3 separate regions of the Homo sapiens genome follow, and regions 1 and 2 are each linked to region 3. A link is an interaction called in ENCODE POLR2A ChIA-PET data of the cell type or tissue named here. Cell type or tissue: Caco-2. All regions are shown on one strand. Each heading gives the region's core, and the rest is flanking DNA. Links, peaks and the distances in the headings are about the cores only.

Region 1 (11,116 bases), core at 1,297-9,296, 370 kb after region 3:
GGATGTCTTCCAGGAACACATTGACAATGAGTTGTAACCTCACCCTGAACTCATGGTGCTGCATGACTGGCCACCTTTGTTGTTTGGAAGACCTAGAATCCTTGTTTTTCTCAGGCCCTGATCAGCAGGGCTGTGCTTATCTGCATGGTTGTCTTAACAACAAATCACCAGTGCCAGTGTCCTCTGAGGATCTTTTCTTGGCTTCATGGTGAGAAGACCAGAGTTTGAGGGCTGACTTTTCCTCTTAGTGGTGAGAGACATTGGGCAAGGTATTTTACTTCTCTTAGCCTTGGTTTCCTTTTCTGGCAGGAAAGTTTGGAGCTCACAGTTTCCTTCAAGCTCCACATAGTTCTCATGGTGTTTGTTTGACTACCTTGAGGAAACAGAGTGTACCTTGCCTTCAACCACAAAAATACACTGACTAATGAGTATTGTTGCTACAGCCACCTGGACATGTGGCCATAAACTGCCCAACCCATGGTGTAATGCTGGGTTTGCCTTTCATGGAGAGAGAGATTCATGAGACATTTCAGAGGACTCTCTGTTGTCCCGGAGTCCTGAGGAGTCTGCCTGGAGACCTGGAACTCATTTGTTTGTTCTTTAATTTGTGTCTACTGTATGCCAGCCCCTTGCTAGGCATGAAGGACACAACAATACAATCAAGAAAAAGAACAAAGACCTGTGGCTCTTAAAGCTTGCATTCTAGAAGCAAAAGGAGAACACTAAAGAAATAAGAGACAAATATATAATATCACTGCATATATGCAAAATGTCAGGAGTAAGGGGACTGGTATTCATGGGGTGTGGGTGCCATTTGAAATAGAGTGGTCAGGGAGAGCCATTCTGGGGATGTGAGATTTAAGCAGAGACCTGAAAGACACAAAGAAAGGAAACAGGCCTATATATGGGGCTGGAGTGTTCTAGGCAGAGGGCACAGCAAGTGCAAAGGCCCTGAGGCCAGACCATGCCTGTTGTGCTCCAGGAACAGAGGGGAGGCCAGCATGGCTGGAGGGGAGTGAGCAAGGGGAGGAGTAAAGGGGATCAGGCCAGAGAGATACGGAGGGGCCAGGCCCTGCAGAGCCTTGTGGGCTGTTCTAAGGACTTTGGCTGTTGTCCTCAGTATGCTGGGAGATAGGGAGGTGTTTTGAGCAAAGAAAAGTGCCCTGGTCTGGCTTAGGTTCTAACAGGATCCGTATGGATGAATCTGGAGAATGGACTGTGTTTTATTGTACGGGCCAGGATGGAAGCAGAAAGACAGTGAGGAGGCAACTACAATCATTCAGGTAGAAGAGGATGTGGCCTGGCCCAGGGCAGATCTCTGGGGGTGGTGAGAGGTGGGCATGTTCCAGGTGCCTCCTGCAGGCAGATCTGGAAGGTCTTGCTGATGTGGTAGATATTCTGAGACTCCCTGTAGCTGGTGGCTCAGCGAGCCTCCCCCATCACCAGCCTCAGCAGGACAGTCTAGACTAGAGTCATCCGCCTCTGCCCTGCACTCTGCCTGCCTGGTGATGAGGGGCCTCTCCCATCCATGCCGTGGGCACTGAGGCACCGAGCTAGGCCCACCCCTGGCTTCCCCAGGTGGTGAATCAGAGGGAGCTCTGGATTGGAGACTTTTACTCTATGCATGACACTCCTTAGCTCTGTGACCTTAGACAAGTTCCTTCCCCACTCGGAACCTCAGCTTTCTTGTCTGTAAAGTGGGAATAATGAAACCAACACTGCTACCTCCTAGGGTGGCTGGGAGAATCAAGTGAGATACAGGCTGGACACAGGGTTTGAAGCCAGCGCAGGGGGATGGTCATGAATGAGTTAAGCGTGTGTACATTATTAATAGTATCATTTCATCCTTTCTACCATCTCATGGGCTGTTGGGAAACTTTAACGTCGATTCAGATCAGGCCATGGCTACACTAAGTCAACATCTCTCACTTTGATTTAGTGGCTAAAAAGCCTGGGCTCTGGAATTGTTCAGAACTGGGTAGCACTCCTAGCTCGGCGCTGTGAGATGCTGTTTCCAGAGGAGACAGCTTAAAAACCACAGACATTCCCCTCCAGTCCGCAGCAAGACCAGCTTCACAGGGTGGGAATTTTCTCTTGCCCATGTTCAGCAGATCTACATCCCCAGGGGTAGGCCTGGCCCTGCCTCTGTGCCTTGGTCAGCCTGTCCCCATCCCCTGGGAGCACCTAAATTGGGACTGTGGGCTGCTGTTCCTCCTGAGAACTCGGGTTTACTGTCCCTGTTCTCGGGCCTCCCTTGTCTCTTTCACTCCCTAAGGAGAATTGGGACAGGGTCCCTCCAGCGGAGAGAAGCCTGGAAGACTTCTATTTTTTTGAGACTCCTGGAATATTAATTTATAAAGAAAACAACAACAAAATGAAGACATCCCTAAAGTTGCAGTACATTTAAGATGTAACATTGAGCAAATCGTGACAACCTGCATAAAATCACAACATAATATAAATGTGTAACTCACATAACTCACAAGATAACCCCAGGATTTATTCGATTTGTTTATATATTCGTATTTTAAACCCATGGCATTCTCTAGGAGTGGTTCAGTAAGGGATGCAGGGGTAGTGTTGTTTGAGGAATGCAGTCTTTTTTCGTTGTTATCATTCTGTCCCTGTTTGTGTACCTAACCCATTTAGAGATAAGGTCAAAATTCTAAAAATACTGGAATGTCAGTTTTCTGAATAGCTACTATATTTCCCTAGTATGAAAGTCAAAGTGTTCAAAAGGGCACACAGTGAAAAGTTCTCTCCCACCCTGTCCCCCAGCCACCCCGTCCTCCTCCCCAGGGGCAGCCACTGTTACCAATTTCCTGTGATCGCTTCCACAAATAACATATCCATATATAAGTGAATGCATATATGTACATATTCTTTTTTCCTTGTTTTATTGAAATGGGAGTTTGTTATACATTCTGTTCTCGCGGTGCTTTGCTTGCTAACAGCATACCTCGGGGACTGTTCCCTATTTATGCATATTGAGCCATCTCTGTTCTTTTTACAGCTGCATAGTGTTCATATTTACAGCTGCATATAAATGACCCTCTGTTGAGTTAATTTTTCCCTGTTGATGGACATTGAGGTTGTTTCCAAACTTTTTGATCGAATAAACAATGCTGCAGTGAATAATCTTATACCTATATCATGAAAACTCTTGTTTAAGATCCTTAGAAGCCAGGCGCCTGGGTCCTGCCCATAGTTACATCTACTCAGGAGGCTGAGGCGGGAGGTTCCCTTGAGCCCAGCAGTTCGAGGCTGCAGTGAGCTATGATTGTGCTACTGCACTCCAGCCTGGGTGATGGAGTGAGATCCTGCCTTTAAAATAACAATAATAAAATAAAATAAAGATCCTTAGGGATTGTGAGGTCTGCAAGGAATGGCACTCCCTTTTGCCCACACCAACCCCTTCCTGGGAGCTGAGGCTTGAATGAGGAGGGCAGTCCCAGAGTGGGGGAAGAGCATTCCAGGCAGAGGGAGCTATAGTGCAAAGGCCTGGGGTAGAAATGAGCTCAATCTATGGGAGAACAGCAAGAAGGCCACTGTGGCTGCATGGGACCATGTGAGAGAAGGGTAGTAGGAGATGAGGTTAGAGAGGACTTTGGGGGACAGGTGAGATTTGGTGAGATGGGAGGGAATGAATGAATGAAGCCTCCAATACGATAAGCGAAAAAACATGATATTCCAAGAGATAGGCGTGGTCCTCCCCCAAATTTTGGTTGCTGGGAAGACTGGCAGTCCCTCCCCAGCTGGATCCCCTAGGCCTTTTGCCAGCATCACCTACAGAGAGGAAAGAGCCGTGGGCTCTGTCACAAGGCTGGGGCTCACAGCATCACAGCCCCCACCCCCTGCACCACCCCAATAGCTTCCTTCAGTGGACTTAGCTATGGCCTCTCCCAATACCCACGCTGGCCTGGGCCAATCACATTTCAGGTGGATGGGAACTCGCGGGACCACCACTTCAGCCACCTTGGGCTCTTTGCCGTATTTATATTCTCAAGGCGTCTGCTGCTTCCCTTATTCTTCCCCCTGTCCTTACATGGCCAGACCCACTGTTCAGCTCACAGGTCACCTTCTCAGGCCACTGAATATCAAGTTGCATCCCCACCTTCTTTCTCCCACCACCTACCCAGCCTGTCCCATCCCCTCAATGTTTGGAGCCACCGTGAAGGGCGATGGTTAACAGCTTGAGTTCCAAAGCCAGGCTGCTCAAGTGGAACCCAGGAGAAGCTGTGAGCAACCTACTTTCCAGCTCATCCCCTCATGAGGTGGAGGTGATAGAGCTTCCACCTCTCAGACCGGAGCAAGATTCAACAGGTAAATACACACAAGCCATTCTGAACGGTGCCGGGCAGATGGTCCTCAAAAAGCTTAGTCCTTTGCCTTTCCACCTGGTGCTGATCCCTGTCTTAAATGATCTGTCTTGTTTTTTAGTAGAGACAGCGTCTCACTGTGTTGCCCAGGCTGGAGTGCAGTGACACAATCATAGCTCACTGCAACCTCAAACTTCTGGGCCCAAGTGATCCTCCTGTCTCAGCCTGCCAAGTAGCTAGGACTACCGGTGTGTGCCACCACACCTAAGTGTGTTTTGTTTTGTTTTGTTTTGTTTTTAGAAATGGGGGTCTCACTATGTTCCCCAGGCTGGTCTTGAACTTATGGCCTCAAACAATCCTCCTGCCTTGGCCTCCCAATGTGCTGGGATTACAGGTGTGAGCCACTGTGCCCGGCTGATCTATCCTTTTATGCGTTTATGTATGTGTTGTCTGTCTCCCCTCTGAACCATGAGCACAGGAAGCATGTATTATCATTTGGGTTCAGCTCTATGCCCCAAGTGACATTTAAACAGGCCTTCAAGGAAGAGCTGGAGTTAGCCCAGGCAAGAGGAGTAGGGAGAGAACACAGCCCATGTGAGACCTCTGGGATCGGAATGGTGTGGGAAGCAGGGAGCTGCATGGCAATAGGGGTGCCGTTAGTAGGACTCAGATCCCGTAGGGCCTTCAAACCTCAGTGAGAAGTGTGGATTTATTCTGAAGGCACTGGGGAGCCATAGAAGACTCTAAAGCAGAGGAGCGACAAGATTAGATCTTATAGAAAGATCCTTGGGATTCTCTGGAAGGAGGAGTCAGAGGAGACAAGAGTGAGAGCAAAACCACATCGAAACATTATTGCCTTTCTAGAGTCAGACAGACTTTCTCCCTCTGCTCGTGCTCTCCCTCCGCCCCTCTCCATGAACAAAACCGTAACTCATTTTCTCCCTCTGGCTGGCCCTGGCATCCTTCCTCTAATACCACTCATTATTTTAATTAAACTCTGGGATCTGTTTTACTAACCTGACATCTTGCTTAGGAAAACCAAAAGAGGAGTTGCCCGGAGCCAAGGAAGGGAAGTTGCCAGAGGATCGAGGAAAGGTTTCCATCTGCCCTGTGGCAGGAGGGGGCCCCTCTTACCCAGGTCCAGCACTTAAAGGGGCAGCCATGCACCATGCTTAAGGATATGAGCACTGCGGTGGCCTCTGAGCTCCATCACTTACTGGGGAGAGTGACGCAACCTCTGAAGCTGCTTCCTCATCTATAAAATGGGGATATTAATAGTTCTTCTCTTATAGGGTTTTGTGAGGTTTAAATGAGTTAACACAGTGCTTTTCAAACTGATGGTCATAAAATCAATCTAAGGGATCACAACCACCACTGAAAACCCAAGAACAGAAAGTATCAGAGTACATTATCATCATGGGGATACGTCTTGTGGGTGGAGCGTTTATTTCAGGGTATGTGTACTCGCCGGGTTTTTTTTTTAGAACTATATTTATTACTCTGGTCCCCAGTCCAGAAGGCTTGAAAGCTACAATTAAAGTACTTAGGCAAGTGCATGCAGCAGGTGCTCAAACTGTGGTTGCTGATATTTCTTGTGGTAGCAAGAAGATTTTCCTTTTTATTTCCCTGCAATGTCATTGGGTTTTGCTCCATCTTACTCATGGGGAGACTGAGGCTCACAGAGAGAAGAAGCCATTCCAAAGCTACATGACCACACTGAGCTGTGAACTGTGGCCTGACCCTGCCTGAATATGGCCTGAACTCCCATCCAGAATCTTCGTGAGGTCGAGGGAGGGTCATGTGGCTGCCAATGGCATAATGAGAGCTCCCGGCAGCCAGGGTCTGGCAGGATGCAGGAAAGAGGCTGGTAGGGGCATCTGGGGCTGGGCCACCCTTGGCTGTGGCCCTGGAGGCAGCACAAACCCCTACCCTGGAGATCTCTCCTCTCCACACCCACACCTGCCCACAGCCCATACCCCACAGTTACCAAGGGAAACAGGCGCCAGAGGGGAAAGGCTGCATTTCCCTCCTTCCTTGTGGGCTTTCCAGAAACCAACCCATCTAGAAGAGCTCTCCACGTGGAGCAGGGGAAGATGAGCGGCTGAAGTAGGGCAGATCTGCAAACTTCGGGGGCTTTCAGGAAGATTCCATGAGGCAAGGACTGGGAACCAGTGCCTGCCTGAGAGGCTGAGGGGCAGAAGATCTGGGTCCCAGCCTTGGTTCTGCTCTGGCAGGGCTATGTGCCTGGGGCCCCGTTCCTTCCCTTTCCTTCTGGACCTCAGCTTCCACATCTGTACAGTGGGTGTGGTAGCTCCCATGATCTTCAGGGGCCACACCACTCAGATGTCTCGAAAATGCTCCCGTTGAGTGTGTTTCTAGTTATGAGAGGTCGCTTCAACATCCCCACTAGGGAAGGTATTGTGTATTCATTCATCCAGCAAACATTTACTGAGTACCTACTGTGTAACAGGCAGCTAGTGTTGCACAGGGATCAAGACAGACATAGTTCCTGTCCTCTCAGGGAAACTTCATTCTAGTGAATGAGACAATTACCAAGTCAAGAAGGAAATGATGAGTGCTTCCAAAACCCTGAAAGAGGGTCATGAGATAATAGATGAGGATAAAGTGGCTAGGGTGGCCAGGGAGGTCCCTCTGGGGATAACGGATGAGCTGAACGCTGAAAGATAAGAAAGACCTGCAGAGATCTAGGAGAGGAGCATTCCTGGCAGGAACTGTAAGTGCAAAGGCCCTGAGGCTGGACCCAGTCTGGGATATTGGAGGAGCAGCAGGGCCAGTGGCTGCAGCAGGTTTAGCTCAGCTGGTGGATGTGAGTGGAGAGAGGTAGCCGGGGCCAGATCAGACAGGGTCTTGAAGGCTGTGTGAGGCGCTGGCTTTCATTCCAGGTGCACTGGGACTCCACTGGGGGCTTTTGAGGAGGGCAGTGGCAGGATCAATGCATGCTTTAAAAAGAGTGTTCTGATTGGAAAACAGACTGCGGGGGTGAGGGAGGACATAGGGACAGCACAGGGACAGCAGTGAGGAGGCCACTGTAACAGTCCTGGTAGGATACATCAGGGGCCTGGCCCAGGGTGATGATCGGGGAGGCAGGAGAAGTGCTCAGACTACTTTGAAGGTGGAACCCATGGGATTTGCCGATGAACAGAAAGGAGTCGAGGAGGGCTCTTGGGTCACAGCCTGAAGATCTGGGAGGATGGAGGCACCATTTGCCAAAAAAGGCAAAACATAGTACAGAGCAGGTAGTGGGGGATCAAGAGCTCTTTGGCCTTGTTAAGTTTGAGAAGCCCAAGCGACATCCAAGTGTCAAAACAATCTTCCTCCCACCCAGCAAGGCCCGAGAGCCCAGATAGAGGGTGGAGGGGAGCCTGCCCGGGGTGGAGATTAATGCACATAACCCAGTTCTCTCTGCCCGTGGCTATTTGGGTCACTTGGACTGCAGGTCCTCACCCCTCTGAGCCTGTCAATCACCCCCACCCCACCCTGTCCCTGTCCTTTTCAGTCTCTGGAACCTGCTGCCAGGAGAATGCTCAGGGAGGGAAATGCTCAGGGAGGCACACCTCTCTCACTGGCTCCTCGATGAACCCTAAATTTCCCTGCCCCTTTGCCTTTGCTCTTACCGTACCCTCTGCCCAGAATTCCCTTTCTCCTCTTCCAATCTCACACATCCAAATTCTTTTCATCCTTTTATGTCAAGCCCAGAAGCCTCCAAGAAACTTCCCCAGTTCCCACGTAGACTAATAAGAAGAGTATTTTGAATGCCTGCTGTGTGCCAGGCTCTCTAAAAAGTGCTCTACCTTTCTGATCTCATCGAATCTTCAGAGGCAGAGATTATCATCTCCATTGTATTCATGAGAAAGTTAAGGTTCAAAGGGGTAAAAAGTCACTATCTTGAGGTCATATGAGCAAAGTGGCAGAGTGGAATTTGAACTCTATGATTTCTGTTATGTTTCATAAAGCAACTTAGGTGCTTACTCTGCTGAAGGGGCTCTGGGCTTCTTGAGGGGATAGATTGAGTTTATTTAGTTTTTGCATCCCCAGAATCTGCCACAGGCTCTCCATAAATGCTTGCCGAATGGATGGATGGATGGATGGATGGATGGATGGATGGATGGATGGATAGATAACAGATGAACAAATGGACAGATTACTGAACATATAGATGGTGCATAAGTAGACAGATAGATAGATAGAGTAGGAAAAGAGAGATAAGAGAGGTATGAGAGAGAGAATTTCTAGCTGGTGGAAGAGGGAAAGAGCAAGTGCCAGGCGCACGCTTCTATGCCTGTGGACACGTAAGGCCCCAGGCATCTGCTCACTTCTACCATATCCATTGGCCATGCCTAGCTGTAAGGGAGGCTGGGAAACAGTCTCTATTCTGGGCAGTATGTTTCCCAATGCACATCAGTGGATCTATAACACTAAGAAAAGGAGAGGTTGGATAACAGGGACATATTCTGCCCCACTTAATATCCCATCTCAGTATTTTTTTTCCTTCATAGCACTTATCACAATCTGCTATTACCTTGTTTATTTGTTTATTGTCTGACTCCCCTACTAGAAAGTAAGCTTCATTGTGGTAAGGAATCTTGACTATCATGTTCACCACTATATCGCCAACAGTACAAATGAATGAAAATTAATTAACTTATTAATTAAGGCAGCTTGAGCTTTTTCCTTCCACACTAAATTTTTTCAGAGTTTTCTTTTGTCAACATGTAATTGCACCCTGGGGGAGATGTCAGACATGTGGCTGTCATCATGAATGCAGCAGTGCCGAGAGAGTGGCAAGTCCCTATTCTACAAAAACACAGTTTAGCTGAATGTCACTTAGGGAATGTCATGTCAAAATAATGTAATAAAAATACCAAACATGAATAAGACGGAGGAGAATGTTGGGAGCGTGAAGTCCTCAGCGGGCCTGCAGCAGTCAGACCTAATTACTCAGGCAGGCTCACCCCTACCAGATAGGGTCAGCGCAGGAAAGGGGACTGCAAAGCGTGCCCGGGGCTGCAGCTCAGGTGGCCAATGGCCCTAGAAGCCCCCTCCACCCTCTAAGCTCAAAAGACTGTCTTTCCTGCCTGACCAGCCCAGCCTTTCCCACCTAGGCTCATATGAAGGCAGAGATTCTGGTTTTAAGAGATAAGGTCACTGGTTCTGAAATGTGGTGTATCTGTGGCCTGTGTGGCTTCCACGAGACAGTGTACTGTGGTTAATAACAGGGGCTCTGAGCCCAGCTCTGCCTGAGTTCAAATCTCACAGTTATCTCTTGCAACAGAGACCAAATGGTGCACAAAGACTAAAATATCTACTATTTCTGCTGTGGAACCTTGCCCGAGGATTCCAGTCTCTCTGAGACTCCGTTTCTTCATCTGAACATAGGGCTGCCTATCTCATCAGGGTCCTATGAGCTAAGACATGTAAAGCCTCTGGAGCGGGGGCCAGCAATCCAGGGCCTGTGGGCCACATCTAGCCCACCCCCTGTTTTGGTACAGCCCTCAAGCTAAGAACAGTTTTTACATTTTCAAGTGGCTGAAAAACATCCAAAGAAAAATATTGTTTCGTGACATGTGAAAACCATATAAAATTTAAATTTTAGGACCATCAGGGTTTTTGGAACAGAGCCATAACTCACAAACTCATTTCTGTTTATCTGTGGCCGCGTCTGTGCTGCCCTGCAGAGTTTAAGGGTTGTGACAGAGATCATGCGGCCCCCAAAGCCTAAAATATTTACTCTCTGACCCTTTTACAGACAAAGTTTGCTGAGCCCTGGTTTAGAGAGCATTGCCTTATTCAGGCCCTTAGGGAAGCAAGTGTGGAGTGGGCCCCAGGCTGCATCTATTAAGCACCAACTGTGGGCAACCTCTTGGGTTAGGCACATTATATTTGTCATCCCTTTCACAATACTCTGAGGTCAGTGTGACTGTCCCCACCTTATAAATGAAGAAACTGAGACTCAGCCAGGCACGGTGGCTCACGCCTATAATCCCAGCACTTTGGCAGGCCAAGGCAGGTGGATCACCTGAGGTCAGGAGTTCCAGACCAGCCTGGCGAACATAGTGAAACCCCATCTCTACTAAAAACACAAAAATTAGCCAGGCATGGTGGCAGGCACTTGTAATCCCAGCTATTCAGGAGGCTGAGGCAGGAGAATGGTGTGAACCCAGGAGGTGGAGGTTGCAGTGAGCCAAGCTCACACCACTGCACTCCAGCTTGGGTGACAGAACAAGACTCTGTCTCCAAAAAAAAAAAAAGAAAGAAACTGAGGCTCTAAGAGGTGGTGGAAGCTCCTCACCCTGGCCTTCAAAGCTCTGCCTGATTAGCCCACAGTCGCCCAGCTGGGTAAGTGTTAAAGCTGAGATGTGAACCCAGGGCCTTCTGATTCCACTGAGCCCCCTGCTTCTCCCCCTCACACATACTGCGTGCCCTGTTGCCTGAAGTAGCTCTGGAAACATGCCAGCAGCTATGTCTCTCCAATGCCGGACAGAGGAATCACGTGGAAGTGTTTGTAAAGATGTGAACTCCTGGGTCCTAGCACAGATCACCTGAATCATTATCTCTGTGGAAGACCCTGGGATCTTCATTGACAGCAAACTACCCCAGTGGATTTCAACACCAGGAGAGTGGTTGGGAGGAGGAGGGCCCCATAGGCTCTAGCTGCCAGGGAAGGTTTCCTGAGGAAGAGTGGGCAAATCAGGGAGAGGAGAGGCCACCCCAGGCAGGGGATCCTGTCTGAGCAAAGGTAGGGAGGCAGGAATGAGGCTGCTGTGTGCAGCGAGGTG
Region 2 (8,000 bases), core at 1-8,000, 100 kb after region 3:
AATACAGCGAAGCATAAGGAAAATAAAGACAATCTAAAACCTCATAACCCAAAGATAACACACTGTTAACATTTTGGTGCTTTTTCTTCTGGATCTTTTTTTAGGGGAGTATGTGTAATTTTTCAAAAACGTAATTGAGCTTACATTATATGTACAGATTTATATACTAACTAAAAATGTTAAAACTGTAGTCTAGAGGCAAAGTGACTGTCAGGTTTTCAGTCCTGTAAGAAAATGTGGACTCTACCATATACTGCAGAAGAACATGTTTTGGCGTGTGGGTTTTTTTTTGTTTGTTTTGTGAGACTCTGTCACTCAGGCTGGAGTGCAGTGTGGCAATCATGGCTCACTGCAGCCTTGAACCTCCCAGGATCAAGCGATCCTCCCACCTTAACCTCCTGAGTAGCTGGGACTACAGTTACGTAGTACCATCACGCCTGGCTAATTTAAAATTTTTTTTGTAGAGACAGGGCCTCACTATGTTGCCCAGGCTGGTCTCAAACTCCTGGGCTCAAGCAGTCCTTCCACCTCTGCCTCCCAAAGTGTTGGGATTACAGGCGTGAGCCCCTGCTCCTGGCCTGGCATGTACTTGATATAGGAGCAGTGTCTAAAGCTGGCTGATTGCCCCGCACCGTCATTTTAATCAGAATGACTCATTTTTCCCATCTATAGCTAGTCTCAAAAATTAATAATAAATTACTTAACCCTCCAGGAAGTTTCAGCAAACACCCGGTTGATCATTTACCACTCTTATCTGCTATCTCTTAAATAATATTCTAGGACCAGAGCACAGGCATAATCTGCTAATTTACGTTAAATTATCTGTCTGCCAGTTAGAGCCAGGTAACTACAGTTCACAGTAGAGGCAGCAATCCATTCTTGCCAAGAAAGGATTCCATTTGGTTATATGCAGAAGGGAAACCCAGGTATTCAAGGAATATAAATTATAGATAAATTGCAATTTCAGGGTAAGGATTCTTCTCTAGGATATTTTGTGTCTCCATGAATTCATAAAAATAGAATTTTAGGAAACAAGAATACTTGTGTTGAACATATCAATCGGTATGCCTTCTTTGAGACTAAACATTTCATTGAAAATTAGCTGTTAGATTGATACCATTTAAATGGCTTATATGCATTTAAAGATGTAACAGATATAACTTTTTTGCAACTTTTTGTAAGTATTAAATTTAGCTTCAGGAATATGGTTTCATTTACTATTTTATAATTAAAATATAATTGTCACCCCCCCCTTTTTTTTTTTGAGTTAGAGTTTCACTGTTGTTGCCCAGGCTGGAGTGCAATGGTTCAATCTCGGCTTACTGCAACCTCCGCCTCCCAGATTCAAGTGATTCTCCTGCCTCAGCCTCCCGAGTAGCTGGGATTACAGGCATGCACCACCATGCCTGGCTATTTATCCCTTTTAAACATTACTTTTCTAAGACTGTCTCTTCACACCAGAGACTTGAAGATTGTTCAAAGTGCCGTGGGTTAAAAATAACACTTGTGGCCAGGCATGATGGCTCATGCCTGTAATCCCCGCACTTTGGGAGGCGGAAGTAGGTAGATCACTTGAGGTCAGGAGTTCGAGACCAGCCTGACCAACATGGCGAAACCCTGTCTCTACTAAAAATACAAAAGAAGTAGCCAGGTGTAGTGGTGTGTGCTTCTAATCCCAGCTACTTGGGAGATTGAGGCAGGAGAATTGCTTGAGGCCAGGAGGCAGAGGTTGCAGAAAGCTGAGATCATGCCACTGCACTCCAGCCTGGGTGACAGAGGGAGACTGTCTCAAAAACAAACAAACAAATAACAACAACAAAAACACTTGTGCTATGTATGCCTAGAGACCTAGCTCCTCAGAACCTGAGGCCAGGAGTTCCAGGACAGCCTGGGCAACGTAGCGAGACCCCGTCTCCAAACAAACAAAAAAACATTTATTCTGAGAGAGGGAAATAAGGGTAGGGATTGACTGGAAAGGGGCTTGGGAAACCTTTCAGGAGTGATTGTAATGTTTCATATCTTGATAGGGATTTAGATTACACAGGTATGTGCATTTGTCAAACTCCGCAAATGCACACCTATTCATTGCATGAACTTTTACACCAAGAAGGGAAAAAAAATCTAATTAATTAACATGCATGTTGAAGTGTTTAGCAGGAAGTATACTGATCTCCGCAGTTTACTTGGAAATAGGTCACAAAGTAAGATGGATTAATGGATATATTTGTGATAAGCAAGTTAATAGTGGAATCAAGATGGTGAGTATATGGGAGTTCACTGTAAAATCCTTTCAACTTTGCTGTATATTTGAAATTTTTCATAATAAAACGGTTTAAAAATGTTAAAAATTTTCACATCGGTGATTAGATATCAAAAAAGATGTTACAAATTTGTATCTGTGAAATTGTAGTTCCCACGGGGCAGAAACGGATCCATTGAATCACACCACTCCCGTGATCATTTTAACTTTGAGATTGATAAGAGAGTGAGCTAAGAATTATCAGGTTCTTCATCCTCAGTATGTTAAGGATCTCTCTTATCTTTCTCATTGAGTCTAAATATTTTTTTTCTGATTATTTTGCTGTCTTTGTTACTTGGAAATCAAGTAACATAAATCCTGTATAATTGTCAAAGAGGTGACATCTGTGTTTATTTCTGCATGTATCATCCAATGGATACCTAAACACTGTTTTGCTGAGACATTTTCTCAGGCTAGCACTCAATACAAATCTGTATTTTTCTATTCTCCTTCCTTCTCCTCCAGCTTTCAGTCTAGATGTTTTCTGATGGCATAGCTTTTGGATCAATCATTCTCTTTTTTTGCTCTGTCTTACCCAATATTAAAATATTACACCCTGTTTTTTTTTTTTTTTTTTGAGATGGAGTTTCACTCTTGTTACCCAGGCTGAAGTGGAATGGCACGATCTCGGCTCACTGCCACCTCTGCCTCCCGGACTTAAGCAATTCTCCTGCCTCAGCCTCCTGAGTAGCTGGGATTACAGGCACGCGCCACCAAGCCTGGCAATTTTGTAATTTTAGTAGAGATGGGGTTTCTCCACGTTGGTCAGGCTGGTCTCGAACTCCTGACCTTAGGTGATCTGCCTGGCTTGGCCTCCCAAAGTGTTGGGATTACAGGCGTGAGCCACTGCACCCGGCCTTGACACTCATTTTGTCCTATCTTTTGGCATGCCTGTTAATTTTTATTGAAAAGTGGGCATTGTATATAAAAAAATTGTAGCGACCCTAGATGATTTTCTAATATCTAGATGGCTTACACCATTTGCTAGGCAAATAGAATGGGGGCTGATTCCATTTATCTTGTCTGAGCTGACCACAGCAAGGGCGTGGTTTTGGTCAGGCTCCATCTCTTTTTGGTTTGCCTCTACTCTTTGGAAGTACCCTGCAGGAGTTCTGGCTAAGAACTGGGGCCCTTCCCCCATGGTGTGTCCTGAACTTTAATCTTTGTCCCCCACGGTGTGTCCTGAACTTTAATCTTTGTCTTCTTAGTACATGGGATTGGTGAAGAAACCTGCTGTGCTATTCAGAGGCTTTCTGCTTGGTTTCAGCCTTCTGACCTGTGCATCTTTGGGATTTTGTAAAATGTCTTCAGGGTAAAACACTCAGTTCTTTTCACAGGAATCCTAGGCCCTTGTCTCTATTTTTCTTTCTTCAGGCCTGAGACATTACCATGAGCTCTGCTGGTTTCTCTGCCTGTGAATAGTGGCTCTGGTCATGTTCCCAGGCTGCTTTTCTGTTTCCTCAGCCTCCTTCCTGGCACCTAGCATTGGCAGATTCCCTGAGGGGCAAAGCAGTTGTGGCATATTGGCTTGCTCCTAAAGGGTTTACCCTTCCGGATTGTGTCTCTTCAAGTCATAGTAGCTTCCACAGTTCTCCAAAGTCTTCAGACTTTGAAAAAAAAAATTTTTTTTTTTTTAATTTTCTCTGGCTGTTGGAGTTGTTTCTCTGAGGGATCTCTGGTCTGCCACAGGCTCTCAGTCATAGCCAGAAGCAGAGGCTACTTTATGCAAATCTTGCACATGTGCATTGTTACTTATGTTGCAGAAAAGGTGATGCTAGTCTGTGCTCCATTTACTAAGGAAGAAATATTCAGTTTATAGGGAATCGAAAATAAATTATCTGTTTATTTTATTTTATTTTTTATTTTTTCCCAGGACAGAGTCTTGCTCTGTTACCCAGGCTGGAGTGCAGTGGTGCAATCTTGGCTCACTGCAACCTCCGCCTCCCGAGTTCAAGCAATTCTCCTGCCTCAGCCTCCCGAGTAGCTGGGATTACACGCGCCTGCCACCACACCCGGCTAATTTTTGTATTTTTAGTAGAGACAGGGTTTCACCATGTTGGCCAGGCTGGTCTCGAACTACTGACCTTATGATCCGCCCACCTCAGCCTCTCAAAGTGCTGGGATTACAGGCATGAGCCACCGCGCCCAGCATGTTTATTAATCCAATAAATGTGAACCAGCAAATATAAACTTAACGTTTATGCATTACTGCTGTACTTTCTAACAGTGTCAGTGGTTAATTTAAAAGTCAGTAGAAGTTAAGTGATTTGTCTAAGGCAGAGTTTCTCAACCTTGGCACTGTTGACATGCTGCTTTGTTGTTGAGGCTGTCCTGTGCCTTGTAGGATGTTTTGCAGCCTCTGTGGCCTTTACCCAAGAGATGCCAGTAGCACCTTTCTCCCGCAGTGGTGACAACGAAAAATGCCCCCAGATACTGCCAAATGTCCCCTGGGAAGCAAAAGCACCCCTAATTGAGAACTACTGGCCTAAAGGAAGGGAATAGTTTTCCTAATTTGATATAATGCCAGAAAAGCAGAATTGGATTTTGAGTTACTCAAGTCATTGTCTCTGACCATTGGACTATATGCCAGCTTCATTCTTTTTTTTTTCTTTGGTAAAGATGGGGTCTCGCTGTGTCACCCAGGCTGGAGTATAGAGGCATAATTATAGCTCATTGCAGCCTCGAACTTCTGGGCTGAAGGGATCCTTCCACCTCAGCCTTGTGGGTCTCTGGGGCTGTAGGTGTGCACCACCACACTTGGCTTTTTTTTTTTTTTTTTTTTTTTTGGGCAGAGACAAGGTCTTGCTATGTTGCCTATGCAACATAGCAAGAACCCTTGGCCTCAAGAGGTCCTCTTGCCTCGGTCTCCCAAAGTGCTGAGGTTACAGGCATGAGCCACTCCACCTGGCCCAGCTTCATTTTTTACTGACAATTTGATGGTAAATTCTAGGGTCCTAAAAATGGTTGTAAGAGTAAATGTATTTTTTTTTTAACCATTGGCTTGCCATCTGTGAATTGGGAACTTAGGTCACTTGGTTGCTTATTCTAGGGTTAAGAAGACAGACTCTTGATTTCTAGGCAGTAGTAAGTGTTAACATCCTATGTGTGGTATCTCTTGGGCTTCTGCAGAGCAGTTCTGTTGCAGTCTGTCTTCATTGGATCTAATGCGTGTACAGCAGTTCTTTAAAACTGACAGGAGCAAACCAACACAGAGAAATCCACTCAGAATGTAAGTAGTAACCATTTGGAATGTAAGGTAGGAAAGACATAAAGAGATCAGAATTAGAGCTAAAACTAAGGGAGAAAAAGACAGCTTAGAAGATTAGAATGGACAATTTTGAATGGCATGACACTACCAAAAATAATTTAAGCTGTTAGCTCCCCTTTCTCTTATTCTGCGGACATTTTCCGGTTTTCCAAATCATTCTGCTTTGATGCCAAATGTCTTGTTAATAATGCATGGCTTTTTTATAGTACTCCCTTCCCATCATGCCTCTTAGGTGCTGAGTCAGAGGAGATGTTACAGCAGCAGCTCAGGAGAAAGGAGAAATCCCTCTGCAATGCTCAAATACTACTTTTTTTTTTTTTTTGCACATTTATCTCTTAGCAAGCTTTTCACTTTAAATACTCTAAAGCTTCAATTCAGGGGATGCATTTTTCTTACTGTTAAAGAACAAGACTTTTAAAACTATCCAAAAATGTCTAATAACGTGAGGTTTTTGAAAGCTCTTAAAAGCAGATCTAAATGTTAGTGTGTATTGTATTTGATTTCTAGGACAATAGCTGTTATTTTTCTACTTTTCTACCTATTGTCTGGATATGCCTCTTCTGAGTCCGTAATTTCTATTCTGTAAAATTTAAAATAATATTTTCACATTGCCTTTATGATAGACAGCTATAGGAGACAAACAGATAATTGAGGAAATGGGACAAATGATTGTCCGGTGAGCACTGGGATCCAGGCTTGGATCCAGCGTTTTTCTCCCCTACTGTTTGCCAGCCCATTGCATTCTGGGTGGCTACTCAGAGGCTGACTTTTGAGGCTCAGCAGTTGCTACCCCTGCTGCTTTCAAAGGCTGGGCTGTCTGGGTCACAGAGTTTTTCGTTTTCTGTTGGTTAGGAAATACTGTGTTTTGAAGGGCCCTGGTAGAGGGAAAGTAATTTTTGAAGCCCCTGGGTTTGTGGTATGAGTTGAGAGGAGGCACCCACTGCACCTGCTGAAGTTCCTTTTAGAGACGGCAACATGGAGAAAGTGTTCCTAGGTCTGTGATACACATGTTAGCCTCTTAGTCATGTCTGCCTTTAAACTGTGTAACACATCTTAACAAACTTGGGAAATCAGTTCACCTGATGCGGAGTGGTGTGTTTAAGTGCATAAATCAGAAGTTTCCTAGAGTGACAGTATTCTTTGTTGTCATGGATTTTTAAGGTGTAATTTAGAAATTGTTTACCTCTCTTCACAATCAGAATAACAATATTGTTGAAAATAAAATAACAGCATGGAAACTCTGTGTACTATATTCACAACTTTTCTATAATTCTAAAATTACTCTAAACTGAAAGGCTTATACAAATAATAACTGTGACTTCCTGAAGGCCTACTCTGTTTCAATCACTCTGGAATCTACATTTGTTATTTCTAACTCTCCTAAGACTGTAAGAAGTTTGGTCACGAGCTCAAGATCACACAGCTAAGCCGAGCAGGGACTCAAACCTCTGTCTTAGCTGAGTGAAACTCTAATCCTACCGCATGCCACCTCTGTTCTCTGGGGAATTGGAATGGAATTATTTGAACAAGGACGTGGCTCTTCAGTATGTCGTTTAAGTCTGCAGGTATGCCTTGATTTCTTTCTGTTGTAGATCAGTACTTACTGTATGGCACTTGCTGATTTTGCGTGCTTATGTCCTTGATATGTGGCCTCTTTCAGTTCAGGGACCAACTTTTTTTTCTTCTTGAGGAGTCTTGCTCTATCGCCCAGGCTGGAGTGCAGTGGCGCAACCTTGGCTCACTGCAAGCTCTGCCTCCTGGGTTCACACCATTCTGCTGTCTCAGCCTCCCCAGCAGCTGGGACTACAGGCGCACACTGCCACGCTCAGCTAATTTTTTTGTGTCTTTAGTAGAGACCGGGTTTCACTGTGTTAGCCAGGATGGTCTCGATCTCCTGACCTTGTGATCCGCCTGCCTCAGCCTCCCAAAGTGCTGGGATTAGAGGCATGAGCCACCGCGCCCAGCCAACTTTTTTTTTAAATTAAAGTAAATTCTGAATGAACACATTAGCGCTCACCATATACAAGACTCCCTTAGAGCTCTGCATGTGTTGCTTCTCTTCCTGACCCAGTGAGGTAGGTACTATTACTTTGCTCTTTTTTTTTTGAGATGGAATCTTGCTCTGTTGCCCAGGCTGGAAAGCAGCGGTGTGATCTCAGCTCACTGCAGCCTCCACCTCCTGGGTTCAAGCGATCCTCCCTCCTCAGCCTTCCAAGTAGCTGAGATTACAAGCATGTGCCACCACACCTGGCTAATTTTTGTATTTTTAGTAGAGACAGGGTTTTACTATGTTGGCCAGGCTGGTCTCAAACTTCTGACCTCAAGTGATCCACCCACCTCGGCCTCCCAAAGTGCTGGGATTACAGGCGTGAGCCACCGTGCCTGGCTGCAGTCTTTATTCTTAAATGTTTTACCAATATTAACTCATTCAAT
Region 3 (11,116 bases), core at 1,782-9,781:
CCTCAATGTCCAGCCTGAATTTGAGGTTTAAAAAATTCACACAGGGAACACATCACCACTGTAGAAAAAATTTAGAAATATAGGCACATAATAAGATAACATAATTCAAAAATCTCATCAATAAGCCAGCTGTACAATTTTTGACAATTATGCTCAATCTCTTCATGCCTCTGTTTCTTCTAAACAGAGTGATCAGGAAAGTCTCTCTGAGGAGGTGGCATTTGAGTTGAGGCCTGAAGGATGAGTTGGAGCCACTACGGGAAGAGTGTTCCAGGCAGAGGAAGCAGCACATGCAAAAGTCCTGAGGTAGAAATGAACTTGGCCACTGAAGAGACAGGAGGACAGCCAGTGGGGTTCATGAGAAACAAGAGACAAGGAGAGTCGAAGGAGATGAGATCAGATCATGAACTAGATTAGGGTCAGATAACAGAAGAGGAAATGAGCTTGAGGCAAGAGGGCCACTGTGCGTGCCCAGCACAGCACAGACGTGGGCCAGTGACTTAAGCAGAAGCTTTATTCATCAGCATTGGCCTCCCAGGAGGAAGAGAGGGTGAGAGACGTGAAAGACACCACCAGTCAGTCTGGCACTTTTTTTTCTTTTTTCTTTTGTATATCGAACACCTCACAATTTTTTATGTCATTCTTGCACAGGGGCCATGCTAATCTCTGTATTGTTCCAATTTTAGTATATGCGCTGCCAAAGTGAACACTTTTTTTTTTTTCCCAAAGACAAGGTCTTGCCCTGTCACTCAGGCTGGAGTGCTGTGGTGCAATCGTAGCTCACAGCAGCCTCGACCTCTTGGGCTGAAGCCATCCTCCCATCTCAGAGGCCTCTTGAGTAGCTGGGACTACAAGCATGTGCCACCACGCCCAGCTAATTTTTAATTTTTATTTTGTAGAGATAGGGTCTCACTACACTGACCAGTCTGGTTTTGAACTCCTGGGCTCAAGCAGTCTGCCTGCTTCAGCCTTCCAAAATGCTGAGATTACAGGCATGAGCCACCATGCCTGGTGAGTCTGGTACATTTTTACCAAGTGCGCTCACTGTGCCAGGCCCCGCCCCAAGTCCTGGCCTCCAGGCATACTTGCAGAAAAGATCAGAAACTCAGGGACAGCCAAGGCTAGAAAGAGGCATTTTTCTGAAGAGGATGCTTGATTGGCCAAAAAATGGATGGAAAGGTCCTCAAGGTCCCTTCTAAGCAGGCAATGCAACTTAAAGCACTTAGAGACATTTCACAGTCATAAACTGGCAGCAACTTGAAAACCAGAAAATTCCAAGGCCTACAGGAGTGATGAACAGCCCAGGCTCTGGAACCAGCCTCTCTGGGTTCATGCCATGCTCTACTATTCCTAGCTGAGTGACCTTGGGCTAGTTATTTGCCCTCTCTGTGTCTTCATTCTCCATCTATCTAGTGGAGATGATGATAGTACCTCACCTCAAAGTTTTTTGAGAGGTTAAATGAGTTATTTCATGTTAGATGTTTAGAAAGATGCCTGGCACATAGTAAGTGTCATGTGGGGTAGTGGTATTATTTTCATCGGTAAGGAAGTGCAGAAACAAGAACTCTTCATGTACTGCTGCTTGGCAGTTGAAACGTATGAACTCTGAGACCAGTGATCCCACTTCCTGGTATTCACCCTAGAGAAGCTTCAACATATGCAAAGTTGGGTGTGGCAGCTTTGCCTACAATGGGTCCAAAGTGCAGTGGACTAAATAGGCATCCATGGGATAGTGGGCAAGGAGACCATGACATGTTCCTGTAAAGGAATACTAGTGAGCAATTAAAATCAATGAATGGTGTGGCTCGCGCCTGTAATCCCAACACTTTGGGAGGCCAAGGCAGGTGGATCACCTGAGAGGTCAGGAGTTTGAGACTAGCCTGGCCAACGTGGCAAAACCCCGTCTCTATTAAAAATACAAAATTAGCCAGGTGTGGTGCCATGTGCCTGTAGTCCCAGCTACTCAGAAGGCTGAGGCAGAATCGCTTGAACCCAGGAGGCAGAGGTTGCAGTGAGCCACTGCACTCCAGCCTGGGTGACAGAGCGAGACTCTGTCTCAAAAAAAAAAAAAAAAAAAAAAAAACAATGAATGAATGGCTGGGCACGGTGTCTCACGCCTGTCATCCCAACATTTTGGGAAGCCAAGGTGGGAGGATCACTTAAGCCCAGGATTTCAAGACCAGACTGGCCAACATAGTGACACCCCATCTCTAAAAAAGAAAATAAAATGAATGAACTAGATCTAAACAGATCTTAAACATACAGTAATGTTGAGTGAGAAAAGGGACTTGCAGAAGTTAACATTTAGTATGATACCGTTTGTGTAAATATTAAATCCACAAAACAATGTCATATATGTAGTAATAACAGGGTGATAATGAAATATTTAAGAACCGGCATGACCTAGGCACTGACCAGTCAGAACAGAGGCTGGCCACATGGGTCCCAATGGGTGGTCCACACTTCCATCACTCCTAGGATGAAGATGTGGCTTCTCCACGCCCACCAGCACTTCTACCTTCGCCACACCTGTCCTGTTCATTCTATGCCTTATTAGCATTAGCTGTGTGACCTCAGACAAACTGATTCATCTCTCTGGGCTTCAGCTTTTTCATCTATAAAATGGGAATAATAGTAGCAAAAGCTAATACATACACAGCATTTCCCATGTGCCAAGCACTCATTGTAACCCTCATACTAACTCTTTGTGGTAGGTTCTATGATTACTCCCATTGTGCATATGAGGAAACTGAGGCACAGAATGGCTGAGTAATTTGCTCGTGGTCTGGAGAACCTTAATTACAGGGTTGTTGCAAATACATACTAAATGATACATGTTAGCAGCTTAGAAAAAAGTCTGGCACTGAATAAGTGGTCAATAAATATCAGCAGGCAGGGCACGGTGGCTCACACCTGTAATCCCAGCACTTTGGGAGGCCACGGTGGGGGGATTACCTGAGGTCAGGAGTTCAAGGCCAGATTGGCCAACATGGCGAAACCCCATCTCTACTAAAAATACAAAAAATTAGCTGGGCGTGGTGGCAGGCTCCTGTAATCCTAGCTACTTGGGAGGCTGAGGCAGGAGAATCGCTTGAACTGGGAGGCAGAGGTTGTAGTGAGCCAAGATCACACCATTGCACTCCAGCCTGGGTAGCAAGAGTGAAACTCCATCTCAAAATAATAAATAAATAAATATTAGCAGTTGCTATTATGTCACTGCCTTACTCATAAGCATTCAGTGGTCACCACTGGCCTTAGGAGACAGTTTGAATTCCACATCATGGACCACAAGGTCATGGTCTATTCCCTTACCGCCCCTCTTCCTTCCCTCTGTTCCCCTTGTTCTCTGTTCTCCAGTCAGAGAGAAGTGGGCTTCTCTCACTTCCTCCTGCACCCCTCACCTTCCCTGCCACTGGACCTTTGCATATGAGATTTTCCCTTGCCTGAAGTGCTATTCCCTCTTGCCCTTCTTTTGCCTGGTTAGCCTCTAAACACCTTCACACATCATGTACAACGGCACCTGTTTCAGGAGGTCCTGTTAGAATAGGTTGAGTTTTCTTGGTCTATGTGTGTGTAACTGTCTATAATTTCCCTTTTGGAATGCTCTCCCTCCTGGAATTGCTTGGTGTTGATATCCTCCTGTCAATGGTGAGCTCCTGGAAAGCAGGGGACTCTTCTGATTTTATCATTAAAATTTTTTTATTTTAATTTTTCTTTTTTAGAGCAGGGTCTTGCTCTGTCGCTCAGGCGGGAGTACAGTGGTGCGATCGTAGCTCACTGTAGCCTCGAACTCCTGGGCTTAAGCATTCCTCCCTCCTCAGCCTGGGACTACAGGCACACACCACCACTTAATTTTTTTTTTTTTGGTAGAGATGGAGTGGTCTCCCACTGTTACCTAGGCTGGTCTCAAACTCCTGGCCTCAAGGGAGCCTCCCACATTGGTCTCCCAAAGTGCTAAGATTACAGGCATGAGCCACTGTGCCCAGCCCTGACTTTATCATTGTTGTGAGCCTACGGCAGATACTACAGATTGGCTCACTCACCTATCCCATTCCCCTGTAGTGTGACCTCCTGTACTGTAAAGGCCAGACAGAGAAAAACTACATTCTGAGATTTCTTTGCAGCAAGAGTGCCTTATGTGATCTGGGTTCCCCTAGTAAGCCTTGGAGACAGAAGCAAGCAGAAGGATGCCAAGTGGTGGAGTCTTCTGGCAAGCACAGTGGGAGCGGTATCTGGTCCTTCTGGGGAAGCATGGGGCAATTCTAGCAGCCTGTCTCTAGCTACCTAGGTCCTGAGTTTGGGGAGAGGGGGGCAGCAGCAGCAGTGATATTTTGATTAGAACAGTTCAACAGTGAAGGTGAGTGTTGCTCCTGGCATCGATGCTCCTGGCTGCACCGTTTGTGGCTATTTAACATCTAGAGTACTTCCTACCTTTCATAAATCCCTTTGTGGGCCAGGCACGGTGGCTTATGCCTGTAATTCCAGCACTTTGGAAGGCCGAGGCAGGTGGATCACTTGAGGCCAGGAGTTTGAGACCAGCCTGGCTAACATGGTGAAACCCCATCTCTACTAAAAATACAAAAAATTAGCCAGGCGTGGTGGTGCATACCTGTAATCCCAGCTACTTGGGAGGCTGAGGCAGGAGAATCACTTGAGCCCTGGAGACGGAGGTTGCAGTGAGCCGAGATTGTGCCACTGCAGTCCAGCCTGGGCAACAAGACTCCATCTTAGAAAAAAAAAAAAAAAATTCCTTTTCTGCTTAAGCTGGCTCTAGTTGACTCTGCAATTTAGAATTCCTTGCCCAAGCACTCCATAAATATTTCTTGAATGAATGAATGAATGAATGATGACCTCTCAGGAATCTCTCTCTTTCCCACTGATTATATCCCCAAGATGGAACATCTCAGTCTGAGTCTACATCACAGGCCCCAGATGGGTAGGGTTCTTTCAAAGGTCAGGGACAGGAAAATGACGTTGAATGTCCTTATCACTGGCCGGACAAGAACACTGAGGCCTTGCAGATGAAAGAATCCGAGGAAGGAACTGGGGTTATCTCCTAAGGCAGGTGGGGGGCGCTGGCTAGGAGCCTTGGAATGAAAAGGGTTGGGAAAGGTTAGTGTGTGAGAATGAGGTGGAGAGGAGGCAGCCAGGGTGGATCACTCAGCTGTCCCAGGGCCTCTCAGGGGGCTTTCTCTTACTGGGTCCCTTTCTGCTATGCACACTGATAAGTCAACTCAGTGCATATACTTCCTTTGAGCTGAAAAGCAGGCTGGAAAAATACAGTTATGAGGCAAATATTTTAAAAGAATTCTTGAACCATGCGTCTGCCAGAGCAGCTTTAGCTGTGCGTGACAGAAAACCAATCTTACGAAACGTTTAGGTTGGTTTCCTGCAGAAGCAGATCTGAGACAAGGATTTGTGTGCAGATATTAAATCGTTTACTTGAGAAATGATCCCAGGAAGCTCTGGTCGGGGAGGGAAGTAGGACAGGGAAGGGAAAGAAACCAATAGAAGGTAAGTTACTGAGCAGGTTATCACTCTGGGCAGCTGGGGCTCAACCCTGCTGGGGAACTGTGGGACACAGAGTGCAATACACCTCAGAATTATCCAGGTGAAGGGCAAGGGAGTGGGGACATTTATCCACCAGCCCCTGTCACTCATTGGTTAAGGGCTGCTTGTAGGGGAGGGTGAAGCCCCCAGCATTCTCAGACTGTGTATGCAGAGCGTATATGAGAGCAAAGCCCTCAGGCTGCAAAGATAGGCGTGGAAATTTGAAGCCATCCACTCACTGTGGGTCAAAAGGATGAATGCCAAGGGGATATGGACACAGAAGCCACGTCATCTGCTACAGTGACTTAAGTCCAAAGAGGAACCATATTGAGGATGGGCGCGGTGGCTCATGCCTGTAATCCCAGCACTTTGGGAGACCAAGACAGGTGGATCACTTGAGGTCAGGAGTTCAAGACCAGCCCGGCCAACATGACAAAATCCTGTTTCTACTAAAAATTCAAAAAAGTTAGCTGGGCGTGGTGATACGTGCCCATAGTCCCAGCTACTCAGGAGGCTGAAGCAGGAGAATTGCTTGAACCCGGGAGGTGGAGGTTGCAGTGAGCTGAGATGGTGCCACTGCACTCTAGCCTGGGTGACAGCGAGACTCCATTTCAAAAACAAAAAACAAAAAAACAACAAAGAGGAACCATATTGACTCATGGAGAATAACATGTTCAGGAATATGTGGCTGCCTTCAGGTACAGCTGGATTCAGGGGTTCATAAGTTATCAGGGCTCAGTCTTTCACTCTCACAATGGTGGCTACCTTTGAGCTTCAGACCCTCTTCATACCAGCCTAGCGCAGCAGAAGCAAAACAATCCCAGCAAAAACCTGAGGGATAACTCACTGGTCCACTTGGGGCAGGTGCCCATTTCTGAGCCAATCCCTATGGGCAGAGAAATGAGGGGTGCTGATTGGCCAGCATGGAGCATTGGCCTTCCTGGAACCAAGGATAAAGTTAGTGCTGCATGCCTTTCACATGGACAGGGAGTAAAGAAGGGGGCTCCCAGAGAAATTAGGATGCTGTTATGATAGGGGAATTCATAGTGAGTAGACAAAACCAAAAGGATAGATGTAATCTAAATCCCCACTCTGCAGACAAGGAACTACTACCTTAAAAATATACAATAAAATATTTTTTATTATCTATCCCTAGGTAAGGGAAGGGCCTTGTCCCAGCTCATTCAGTTAGCAGCACCCAGCTTCCTGTCTTCACCTGGTGTCTTTTCTTCTGGAGCAGGTGGTCTCCCAATAAACAGGGTTTGTTTACCCAACACAAACACATTAGTGTCCTTCCTGTCCTAGCTTCTTCTCCCAATCCACACTCAAGGTGACTCTACTACATATATTCCTGTTTTTTGTTTTTAAGAGACAGGGTTATGCTCTATTGCCCAGGCTGGAGTGCAGTGATGTGAAGAAGCTGGGACTACAGGCATATACCACCACACCCAGCTGATTTTTTTTTTTAAACTTTCTGTAGAGTTAGGGGTCTCACTATATTGCCCAGGCTGGTCTCAAACTCCTGGCTTCAATCAATCCTCCCGCCTTGGCCTCCCAAAGTGCTGGGATTACTGGCATGAACCACCCACTGTGTCTGTCTACTTCCTGCTTTTGTTAAATTAAAAAAAAAAGAACATATTTATTTATATATATATATATATATATATATATAGACAGAGAGAGAGAGAGATGAGACAGATATAGCTATAGATAGATAGATAGATAGATAGATAGATAGATAGATAGATGTATACACATATGTTGAGATGGGGTCTTGCTCTGTCATCCAGGCTGCAGCACAATGGCGCAATCAAGGCTCACTGCAGCCTCAACCTCTCAGGCTTAAGTAATCCTCCCACCTCAGCCTCCTGAGTAGCTGGGGCTACAGGCACACGCCACCATGCCCAGCTAATTTTTTTAAAAAATTGTTTTGTAAAGGCAGGGGTCTCATTGTGTGGCCCAGGCTGGTCTCGAACTCCTGGCCTCAAGTGATCCTCTCACCTCAGCCACACCTGGCTTAAATAAATATTTAAATCCCTATTTTCAAGACAGAGAAACTGAGAGTTTAAACAAATGATGTAATGCTGGGGTTGACATGAGCCATGTGGGCATGTCGGGGAACAGTTCTTCACTGGCTATAAGTTAGTCATGTGGCTACCCCTAGCTGCAAGGAAGGCTGAGATAGGTAGTAAAGCCATGGGAAGCCATGTGCCAAGCTAAAAATCAGGTATACTCTTACTAGGAGAGAGAAGACAAGAACACAAATTAAGGGATCATTTGCAATCTTTGACCAAAACAACTGACTCTGAGATGATCCATAAAAGGTAACTGCTATTGTTGTCTCTTTTTTGAAAAACTCAGAAGGTATATTTGTTTTTGTTTGTTTGTTTCTGTTGAGACAGAATCTTGCTCTGTCACCCAGGCTGGAGTACAGTGGTGCAATCTCGGCTCACTGCAACCTCTGCCTCCGGGGTTTAAGCAATTCTCCTGTTTCAGCCTCCCAAGTAACTGGGATTACAGGCGTGTGCCACCACACCCGGCTAATTTTTGTAGTTTTAATAGAAACGGGGTTTCACCATATTGGCCAGGCTAGTCTTGAACTCCTGACCTCAACTGATCCACCCACCTCGGCCTCCCACAGTGCTGGGATTACAGTCATGAGCCACCCTGCAGGGCCTCAGAAGGTATATTTGAAAGATGCGCATAAATGCTGGGTACTGATATCGTTCTGCACTGGACTTTGGAATCAACAAAATAGAGTTTAAATTTTTATTTCATGCCTTCCTGGGCTGTATGACGTTAGGAAAGTTCCTTAACCTCTCTGAACCCTGCTTTCATCATTTGCTAAGCAAGGATAATGGTATATTACTCATCAACGGCTGGGAAAATCAAATAAGACAATGGACATAAAGTTGAAGTATAGTATTCAGTCCAAAGAGGGTGTTCAATACATGGTCATTTTATTGATAAGGAGTGTATGCTGGGTTAGAACATGAGCTTGGAGATCAGAGAGACCTGGCTTTAAATACAGACCTTCACTTCCTGGCTGAGCAAATTATTTAACCTCTCTGTGCCTCAGCCTCCCAATATTTGAAATGGAAGCAGTAACAGTTCCAGCCCACTGGGTGGCTGAAGCATGAAAGAATGGATGGCACATTTTATTTTATATTTTATTTTATTTTATTTTATTTTATTTTATTTTTTGAGAGATGGAGTCACCCTCTGTCATCCAGGCTGGAGTGCAGTGGCACGATCTCTGCTCACTGCAACCCCTGCCTCCCAGGTTCAAGCGATTCTCCTTCCTCAGCCTCCCAAGTAGCTGGGATTACAAGTGCCCACCACCATGCCCAGCTAATTTTTGTACTTTTAGTAGAGATGGGGTTTCACCATGTTGGCCAGGCTAGTCTCGAAATCCTGACTTCAAGTGATCCACCCGCCTCGGCCTCCAAAATGCCCGGCCAGATGGCACATTTAAACCAGTCAAGCAAGTATGCTTTCGCTTTATTTTGTGTTATTATTAGGTTCCTTTTTCTCTTTGAGGGCATGGAGGAAGAGACAGGGTCAAAAGGCTGTTGCTACAAACATACAAAGTTTGTAGTAAGTAAGTCTTACACAAAAGAATACGTGTTATGTGCTGCCATTTCATCAAGTTCAAAAAACGGCAAAAATCATCACTGCTGTTGGAATCAGGATAACGGTTATCGCTTAGGATGGGAAAGACTTGAAGGGAGCTTCTCCGGGGCGGGGAATGTTCTGTTCCTTGAGCTGGGGGCTGGTTACCCCGCTGTCTGCCTTTGTGAAAATGTATCGAGCCATCGCTCCCCTGTGCACTTTCCTTATTTGTGCACTTTTCTGTATGTCTGTTACACTTCAATAAAAAAGTTTTCCCCCAAAAGTCTCTGTGGTCTGTTGGAAGCTGGCAATGGCCAAGGGGCTGAGGCGCACAGGTGGGGACCCTTCCTTGCTAGCCACCGCAGTTTCTGTTTCAGCTTGAGGTACAGCAATCAACTTCCTCTTCAGATGCATGACTTGCTGCTGACCTCTAGAACCTCTGGCCACAAGGCTCCTCTTGCCCCTGTAATGTGGCCTGATTCCATTCCTTCATCTGGGTCCAGTCTGGTGCCAGCCAGCCTGACTGTCCATATTATCAGACGCCAGGACTGTGGGACAGACTTGTTTAGAAGGATATTTTGATCAGTAGCCTTGGGTGGCAGCTTCAGATCAACCTCATATTGAACTTACAAGGAGGGTTGGTGCTGTCTGTTCTTTCTTTTTTTTTTTTTTGAGACAGAGTTTCACTCTTGTTGCCCAGGCTGGAGCGCAATGGCACGATCTTGGCTCACCGCAACATCTGCCTCCCGAGTTCAAGCGATTCTCCTGTCTCAGCTTCCCAAGCTGGGATTACAGGCATGCGCCACCACGCCTGGATAATTTTCTATTTTCAGTAGAGACAGGGTTCCTCCATGTTAGTCAGGCTGGTCTTGAACTCCCAACCTCAGATGATCCGCCCACCTCGGCCTCCCAAAGTGCTGGGATTGCAGGTGTGAGCCACCGCGCCTTGCCTGTTCTTTTATTCATTAATTCAAACGACAAGTTGTAGACACCTAACATGTACATGGTTCATGGTTTGTACAAGGATACTTCATTCATGCATGCATGGATTCATTCATTCATTCATTCACATACCTGCTAGGCACTGTGCTAGGTGCTGGGAACGCATCTGTGTAGAAAACAGACAAGGTCCCTGCACTCCTGGAGCTGATTCATTAGTAGAGGGAAACGGAAAATAAATAAATAAATTGCCCAGCATGATGGTTCACTTATAATCCCAGCACTTTGGGAGGCTGAGGCGGGTGGATCGCTGGAACCCAGGAGTTTGAGATGAGCCTGGTCAGCATGGCGAAACCCCTTCTGTACAAAAAATACAAAAATTAGCCAGGTGTGATGATGTGCACTTGTGGTACCAGCTACTTGGGAGGCTAAGGTGAGAGGATTGCTTGAGTCCAGGAGACAGAGGTTACAATGAACCATGATCACACTACTGCACTCCAGCCTGGGCAACAGAGTGAGACCCTGTCTCAAAAAAATAAAAATAAACAAGTAAATGCACAGTATGTTAGATGGTATGAGTGCTACGGAGAAAATTTAAGCAGAGACACGGACAGTGAGTGCAAGACGTGTTTGGGGGCAGGTTGCAATTTTTAATAGAGTGTTCAGAAAATGACTTCCTGAGAAGATGGCATTTAAGCAAAGACTTGAGGAAGCCAAGGGAGTTGGCCATTTGAATGTATGAGGGAGGGCTGGGTGTGGTGGCTCACACCTGTAATCCTAGCCGTTTGGGAGGCTGAGGTGGAAGGAATGCTTGAGGCCAGGAGTTTGAGATGAGCCTGGGCAATATAGTGAGACTCCCATCTCTACAAAACAATAAATAAATTATTTATTTATTTATTATTTAATATATTTCATTATTTAATATATATATTATATATAAATATATATACATATATTATTTAATATTATATATAAATATATATATATTTAATATAATAAATAAATAAATTAGCCA

Evidence for each region. Peaks named below come from ENCODE experiments on the same cell type or tissue, not always from the same donor. Only the 100,000 strongest peaks of a DNase experiment are listed, where the experiment ranks them.
Region 1: POLR2A ChIA-PET joins it to region 3 with 5 read pairs; 2 of 35 experiments call an interaction of 5 or more read pairs at or near these places.
Region 2: POLR2A ChIA-PET joins it to region 3 with 6 read pairs; 10 of 35 experiments call an interaction of 5 or more read pairs at or near these places.

Annotation. Positions count from the first base shown.
Region 1 is chr20:49,409,830-49,420,945 of GRCh38, reverse strand. The region is part of intron 1 of KCNB1 (potassium voltage-gated channel subfamily B member 1); the gene reads left to right. All of the region lies in intron 2 of LOC105372649 (a long non-coding RNA gene), which reads right to left. Among named protein-coding and RNA genes, the nearest start is that of KCNB1, 67 kb to the left of the region's middle. In Caco-2, for the core only: no CTCF peak of the experiment used is centred there; no DNase peak of the experiment used is centred there.
Region 2 is chr20:49,683,814-49,691,813 of GRCh38, reverse strand. All of the region lies in intron 1 of B4GALT5 (beta-1,4-galactosyltransferase 5), which reads left to right. Among named protein-coding and RNA genes, the nearest start is that of B4GALT5, 26 kb to the left of the region's middle. RefSeq lists a silencer at 3,982-4,081 and an enhancer at 7,828-8,000. In Caco-2, for the core only: no CTCF peak of the experiment used is centred there; DNase peaks (open chromatin) are centred at 393 and 593.
Region 3 is chr20:49,784,405-49,795,520 of GRCh38, reverse strand. It overlaps the pseudogene RNU6-919P. Among named protein-coding and RNA genes, the nearest start is that of SLC9A8, 23 kb to the left of the region's middle. RefSeq lists an enhancer at 9,599-9,838. In Caco-2, for the core only: a CTCF peak has its summit at 8,647; DNase peaks (open chromatin) are centred at 5,050 and 5,600.